2 separate regions of the Homo sapiens genome follow, and region 2 is linked to region 1. Evidence: chromatin contacts called from ENCODE Hi-C or POLR2A ChIA-PET data. All regions are on one chromosome and are shown on one strand. Each heading gives the region's core, a stretch centred on a gene start or an enhancer-like site at or near the end of the contact. The rest is flanking DNA. Distances are from core to core; before and after follow the strand shown.

Evidence for each region. A loop is a pair of places that touch in the nucleus more often than their neighbours do. ChIA-PET counts read pairs that join two places held with the same protein, here RNA polymerase II (POLR2A). Pooled maps may share reads with other maps.
Region 2: a map of CD8-positive, alpha-beta T cell shows a loop between it and region 1 (5-fold over the local background). The contact joins the promoter of EMSY here to the promoter of FAM168A in region 1. A Hi-C loop is called at or near these places in 2 of 168 maps with a recorded cell type or tissue (CD4-positive, alpha-beta memory T cell and CD8-positive, alpha-beta T cell) and 10 of 50 pooled maps. POLR2A ChIA-PET finds 5 or more read pairs at or near these places in 1 of 52 experiments (PC-9).

Annotation. Positions count from the first base shown.
Region 1 is chr11:73,596,157-73,599,908 of GRCh38, reverse strand. FAM168A (family with sequence similarity 168 member A) reads left to right here and starts at 1,797. Exons shown (of 8, transcript NM_015159.3): 1 at 1,797-1,986. RefSeq lists silencers at 1,354-1,583, 1,714-1,843 and an enhancer at 1,735-2,463.
Region 2 is chr11:76,443,080-76,446,831 of GRCh38, reverse strand. It overlaps EMSY (EMSY transcriptional repressor, BRCA2 interacting), which reads right to left and starts at 1,814. Exons shown (of 22, transcript NM_001300942.2): 1 at 1,704-1,814. It overlaps EMSY-DT (EMSY divergent transcript), which reads left to right and starts at 2,152. Exons shown (of 2, transcript NR_186348.1): 1 at 2,152-2,554. RefSeq lists enhancers at 813-1,107, 1,247-1,316, 1,357-1,406, 1,607-1,836, 1,537-2,173 and 1 more.

The sequences.
Region 1 (3,752 bases), core at 548-3,047:
GGAAGCCATGGAAAGCATCTAGGCAGCAAAGAAAGGTTGTTAGATTTGGAAATTATGTTTTTTGGAAGTAGCACAGCTTAAAAAATTGTCCAGGTGTAGTGTGGCTCACACCTGTAATCCCAGCACTTTTGAGAGCTGAGGCAGGAGGGTCTCTTGAGGCCAGGAGTTTGAAACCAGCCTGGGCAATATAGTGAGACGACGTCTCTTACAATTAAAACAAAACAAAAAAGAAAACAAAAAACAGTCGTTATGTGCTCCTTTTAAACAATTCAAACAATATGAAAACAAAAATTACAGTCGGGCATTGTGGCTCATGCCTGTAATCCCAGCACTTTGGGAGGCTGAGGCGGGCAGGTCAGGAGGTCAAGAAATCGAGACCATCCTGGCCAATATAGTGAAACCCCATCTCTACTAAAAATACAAAAATTAGCTGGATGTGGTGGCGCGCGCCTGTAGTCCCAGCTACTCAGGAGGCTGAGGCAGGAGAATCGCTTGAACCCGGGAGGCAGAGGTTGCAGTGACCTGCGATCGCCCCCACTTTACTCCAGCCTGGCTATAGATCCAGACTCCGTCTCAAAAAACAAAAAAAACCTACGTGCAATCTGACACCCTTTCCCCCAAGATAATCATTGCTAATATTTTGGCGAACCTCTTTCCTGAAATCTCTCCATGCTTGTAGAATATTGTGTCAAACCTCACATAAATGCACTCGTGTAGACATGCTGTTGTGTAATCAACTTTTTCCCCGAAGAATAAATTGTGAATAGCTTTTCATGTCAATAGATTTATATCATTTTAAATGGCTCCTTAGTATTGCATTGTATGTATATGTCACGTCTTATTTAAGCAGCACCCTATCGATGAACATTTACTCCCTTCATAATTAACTACGTCATATAACAACTTTGTGCATTCATCTTTTCGAAATTGTTCGATCATCTTTTTAAGGTAAATTCTTAAAAGTAATGGAGCTGGGTCAAGAAGAGGATATGCCCTTTGTCGTTTGGATTCAAGTTGCCGAATCGTCCTCAAATTTGCAGGGAGACCAGCGAGGAAGCTCCGGCATTAGTTCTGGTGAGAGACAGCTGAAACGGAGATGGCGAGGGATGAACAGAATCACAGGTGATCTAGCCCATCAAGGCCCATCCTCGGTGGGCTGGCGTATTCCTTCCCTTTTGCCTCTCTTTCACTTCTTTTTCTTAACATGGAGGAAGAACCGAGAACTCCATCTCCCAGCATTTCGCAGGGACCACACTCCCTGGGAACTGTAGTACCGGGTCTGAGAAGGGTCCGGAAGGAGAATAGGAAGCTGAGGGGCATGCTGGGAGGTGTAGTCCAGAGACAGAGACGAGAGGGAGAGGGAGAGAGGGAGAGAGGGAGAGAGGGAGAGACAGAGAGTGTGTGTGTGTGTGTGGGCGGGGGGAGGGGGGTGTCTATGCAAAGAGGATGGAGACGCTGCGAGTACGGCCCCTTGGGGATGGGGCCTCGGGCGACCTGACTTTCCTCACAGGTGGTCTTTGAGTCTACAAAATTCGCCAGCGGATGGTTGGCTTTATTCCACTGTCCGTGACCGGAGAGGGCGCGGCCCCTCTGCACCGGGCTCGCGGCGGGAGGCGCAGGCCGCGCGCGGGCTAAAGCAGGGCATGCCGGGAGTTGTGGTCCCGGCGCTCTGAGGCTGTGGGACGTGTCGCGGCGCCGCGCCGGCTCCTCCTTCCCTGCCCTTCTGAGCGGTCCCCCGCCTCCTCCCTCCGCCTCCTCCTCCCTCGCCCGCAGCCGAGCGTCCCCTCCCCCCACCCGTCGGGCTCCTCGGCGGCTACTGCAGAGGATTCAGAGCCGAGTCGCTGAGGAGGAGGCTCCGGTCCCCGCGCGCCATCCGCCACCCTACTGGACACGGGCGAGAGCGTCGCCGCCGTAGCCTCCGGAGAAGACAAGGGCATCGCCGCCTCAGCCGCCGCCGCCGCCGTTTTCGCCTGCAGCTGCTCACCGGTGAGGAGACTCCCCCCGCCACAGGGTCCGCTGGTCCTGAGTCTGGGCCGGTGGCGCTGGCGAGAATGAGAGGGGAGGCTGCGGAGCCCCCGTGCAGGTTGGGGGGAGGGGGTTGAGGTCGCGATGGAACGGCGGGCTGGCGGGGGAGACTTGTCCAGGCGCTGGCCGGGGGTGGGGTGAGGGTGGGACCCAAGCAGGTTGGGGGGCGGGCGACAAGGGAGGAGGACTTTTGATGGAGAATAACCCAACCTGGGACAGGAGAGTGGGGTGGGGGCGTCGGGTTGGAATTCGGGATGGTCTTGGGGCGAGGTGGAAGATGAGACTAGGGTGGGATGGCTTTTAATGGGGGAGGGGACTGAATGAGGGTGGTGATTTGGGTTTGGCCTGGAGCAGTTGACAGCTTGGGATCTGAGCTGGGGTGAGGGGCAGGGGAATGATTTCAACGGAGAGTGAGTGGCATGTACAGGGTTGGTTAGGGCCCTGCGTAGTGTTAATTCAGAAGGGTGGAATTTGGGGTGGACCTGGGGCAGGATGATGGAGGTGGCAGGAGTTGGGGGTGAGGGGCTTGGCATGGGTTGAGACCCAAGCTTGAAGTGGGTGTTTGTCATCTGGGGCTGGTGGAATTTGTGGAGACTTATGGAATAGCATGGGTTAGGATAGAGCAGAAGAGTGCAATTTGGGGGTTTCCTGGGGTGGGCTGATGGAGGTTGGAATAGGAGTTGGTGGAGGTGGGACATTCAGTGAGGGGAGTGTGATGGTGAGCTGGCAGGAAGGGGCCACATTGGAAGTCAGGCCCGAAATGGGAGGACAGGGATGGAAATGGAGTGTGGGGCACAGTGGGTTGGATTTAGGGTGATCTTACAATCACTGGAAAGGGCATGGTGGCTCCTTGGTTGCAGAGTCAAGGCAGAGGGCACATAAAACATCACTGGGCTGCTTTCATTGAAAGGATAGCGGCAGGGGTGAGCAAAGTTGGGGGATGGTATCTTGAAGAAAATATCCCTTGGCCAAGGTGGCAGAGGGAGTTTTGGAGAAGGACTTTCGGAGATGAGCTGGTAGGCCTGGGGAGGTGGTTGCTGATGGTGAGGTGGCACAGGGGAAATTTAAGGAATGGGAGACCTGGAGCTGTTGGTATGGATGGGGCAGAGAGGATGGAGAGGGACAGTGAGCTGTGCTGGAGAGCAGGGGGGAATTGGGTTGGATTATTTTGGTGGTGAAGGATTGGGGTGGCCTCCAAGAGACACATGAGGGTTAAGGGTTGGAATACTTAAATGAACAGCCTTGGTGGCTGTGGTTGGGTGAGAGGCAGTAAGGCTGTTAGAGGGGACTTTGCAGGGGACACGGAAGAGACCTTCTCATTCTTAGGGGCCATTTTAATCTGTTCGGGTGATGTTTTTGTTTGTTTTATTTATATTAGTAAAATTTGGAAGTCAAGTCAGCCCAAAGGGTAAAGTTGAAAGGGGATTTAGTTAAGGTAGAATTAAGGAGGGGAGGGTGTCTTCTGTTATTTGTATATCATAAAAAGTAAGTTGGGGGAAAAAAGCATACTTCCAAACTAAAGGTGGGAGAAGATAAACTGGAATGTAATGGATATCTTTCTATATGATGTCTCTGCCTTTTCTTTTCCCCTCTCCTCCTGGTGTATTTAAAAACTAGCCAGGCATTTTGAAATTTAAATAGATTTGATGAGCTTGAGATTGTTAAGGGTGCATTCCTTGCTTGAGAACTAATGAGTGAGCCTGAAAAATATGAGACTGAATTTATTT
Region 2 (3,752 bases), core at 565-3,064, 2.8 Mb before region 1:
GAGATCCAGTCACAGGCTAAGAAGTAAACCAAAAAGATATTACTATTTTACAATCCTTTCTCACCACCACACTTTCCAACTTTTGAGAAATCAAGAATTAAGTCATTTGAACTATCACAGTGGAAAGAACACAGGCTTTAGAGCCAGACACCTCTAGGTTTCTAGTCCCAACTTTTCAACTTACTGGTTAAGCCTAAGCTTTACACATCTATAAAACAGAGGTAATACCACCCAGTTTGTTACGCGTATTAAAGAACACTATATATAAAGTTCTTTCATAGTGGCTGGCATTTCATTTAATAAACAGGTGGTACTACCAACCTGGGGCAAGTTGACTCCTGTCAGCTTCCTCATTTATGAATTACATGAGATAAAATTTGTAAAGCTCCTAGCAAGTTAAAGAAACTTAATAAATAACTCCTCGTGCTCGCTTCAGCAACACATATACTAAAATTGGAACGATACATACATATATATATATACACATATATATATACATATATATATACACACACACACATATATATATACTCTCTCAAGTCTTAATGGAATATGAATTTTGATCCTGTAGTTATTAAACAGCCATTTACCAACAGTTGAGCTGCCAGGAACTTACTTAGAACTGGGAATTTCCTAGTGTAAAAGACAAAAAGACACGGCTCTGGGGGCACGCGCAATACCTGCTTAGCACAGAGTAGAGCCGCTCTAAGTATTTGTTAAATGGGTAAGTGAATGGTTGACGCGACTGAGCAAAACGAATGGATGAATGAATGAATGAACGAGCTCACTGTCTAGCCTAGAAGTCAGACACCGAACCGAAATAACTGCTATATCCCGTTCCAGGCGCTGGGGCTGCTAACTCCAACTCTGTGTCCCGAGGTGAGCCCCCCTCCCCCTACTTCCCATAGTCCTCTCAGCTCAGAACAAACCCAAGGCAAGAAGAACTGGACTGCGCGCCCCAGCCGGCAGTATGACATAAAGAAAAGGGGTGGGGAGGAGGAAGAAGGGGCAGAGCCAAAGGAATCCTCTCCCTCCACAAGCCAGTCCCCGCCTCCCGACAGGATCTTGGAGGCGGCCGGCGACTGCTCGAACCGAGCACCACGTCACGGCATCCCGGCGCGTCCTAGCCAGGGGACCCCAGAGCGGGGCCGCAACGCATCGGAAACCCGGGCAGTAGTTTCCGGAGCCCGCTCGGGGAACCAGGATCTTGTAGGATCCTTCCCCACTCAAGTGTCAAGGAGACAAGCCCGCCCCGCCCCCTCTCCAAACACGCACTCCCTAGCAGCACCACAACAAGAGCAGCCAGCCCAGGCTCCTCACCCGGACCTCTCGGCGCCGGTCCCAATGTCAAGTCCACGACCCAAGCCCCTCTGGGCCAGTAGCTGTTGTCAGGGGTCCCGGCCGGCACCCGCGCCTCACTCCCTCCCCAGCGGAGAGGACAACCGAGAGAGAGTAAGCCAGCGGATACCCAGCCAGACGACCTGGACTCACCGGGAGTCTCCCAGAGCTAAACCCCCAGAGTCCCAGCACCAGGCCAGCCAGAGTCCCCCTGAGTCCACCCCGGGGAGCCCCACGATCCCGTTAGGAAACAACGGAGGATGGGGCTGGGAGCCCCAAGCCGGGCTCCGAATGCTTGGCCCGGCGCTCCTCTAGCCTGGCTGGCCTGCCAGCTCTTCCCAGGACCCTGCCTGAGAGTCACCCACCTGCCCGGCCTTTCGGGGCTCATCTAAAAGGCTCCTCCGCCAAGACTAGGGGACACCAGGAATTGGGTTTGTTTGCGGTGCCTCTGAAGGGGCAAGATGGCGACAGGTAACAGGGCGCAGGCGCAGCCGCGCGCGGCCAGTCGGGAGGTGTAGTTCGCTTTTCCCGCCTTTCGGAGAACAAACACCAAAAGGCCTCCATTCATCTTGTCCTTCTTTTCCTCCGCGTTATGAAAGAAAAGGACAGACATCGCGGAGGGTGCTGGGAGTTGTGGTCCGAATCCAAACTCCAACCTCTTTCGCTCCAGGTTTGCTGTCGTACGCGCAAGGAAGGCCGGGATTGTAGTTCCCTTGGTTTCTCCTGCATACCCTCCTGTCTCTGGCTTCGCGCGCCTCTCCTGGGCTGCCGTCTCCCAGCCAATCGGCTGCGCTCTCTGCTACGTGTGGCGTCACACGTAGCGGCCAAGATGGCGCTAGCGGTTGGAGCAGGGGCTCTGCTGCGACCTTTACGGTAGTGAGGTTAGGGACGATGGGAGAGCAGCTTTGTTCCTGAAGTGCCGTCGAGGATTAGGATCGAGTTTCTTCGATCGTGAGGGCAATTATTAGTGGCCTCTAGCCCCCCAGATGGCATCTTGAGGAGAGAGAATCCACGCTACGAGAACTAACATAGTGGACATCGCAGTTGTCCGTAGCCGATTTGCGGGTTACGGAGTTGTTGCAAGTAAAGAAGGGGAAATCCGAGCGTTCTCGCGTTGGATTTCCTCCACGTGTGAAGTGGGAATGGTAGTGATATCTCGTGCTATCTCTGTCAAGGGCAAGAAGGAGAAGGAATTTATTTGAGGCCCTACGACGTGGTAGGTTCACCCTCAGCCTTTGTTCTTATTTCATCTTATTTGTGGAGAAGGTCTTTTCGTTCCTATTTTACAGGTGAGAAAAGGGGCCCAATATATAGTTATTTGCGGCCATAAAATAGAAGCCAGTTGCCTGATACTGAAGATTCAATGAAATCTTGTGATTGACTTCCCTCTTTAAATTTTGTACTTTGGGTAACATCGGATCCGGTAGAAACGCTCGTCAGAAAGAGTTTTTAATGTGCATTCTACAATTTCCAGACATAGTTTCCTTCTTGAAAAATTGGGTTAATACTACCCTATAGGGATCTTGTGATGCACCACGTAAACGTTGTAAGTTGTGAACCACTATACAAACGTATGAGACTCTTCATGTTCTTGAGTGGAACTGTAGGTTAGGAAGAGAAGGTAAATAACAGCATTTAAGTTTCCTACTACTATTTGCCCATTAGCTAAAAATACCCTCCGAGGTCTAGGAAAGTCACTGTTGTTGAAACCCAACCTACACCTTCAGAAAATCGTAAAGTGGAACATATTAATCACCAGGCCCTCCCTCCGCTGTCTCCCTGACCTTCCTATGCATCCAGTTGCTTAAGAACTCTTGGAAAGATAGTAAGTGAAATCTTCATAGAGGATTTTTGTACTTTAACATATATTATTTGATTTGAGCCTCGCAACATTTCAGTGTGACAGGTACGATTAAGGTCTTTCATACTATGAATGAGAAAAACATAGATGTACCAAGGACTCACCAAATTTCACGGAGCTAGGAATTGGAAGAGAGCTAGGCTTTGTAATCCCAGGTCTTCTGACCTCCAAATGTCCTTTCCTCTACAGTGAATGTCAAAATGACAATGAATGTCTACTCCTCTACAATGGAGTACAAATCGAAAGACAAGGGGCTTATAAAACTGACTCTGACCTTAAGAAGTAGCATATGAGTGATGAATTATTATAGTCAATCCTTGTGCTTACTAAGTGCCACATACTGGTCTAAGCATTTTACATAGTAATTCAGTCCTTAGAACAACTTTATGAGGTGGAAACTTTTATTATCTCTAATTACAAAGGAGGCAACTAAAGTCTAGGAAAGAAGCAAAATAGCTTGCCTAAAGTCACACATAAGTAAATGGTGGCTCACGCCTGTAAACCCAGCACTTTGGGAGGCTGAGGCAAGTGGATCATTTGAGGTCAGGAGTTC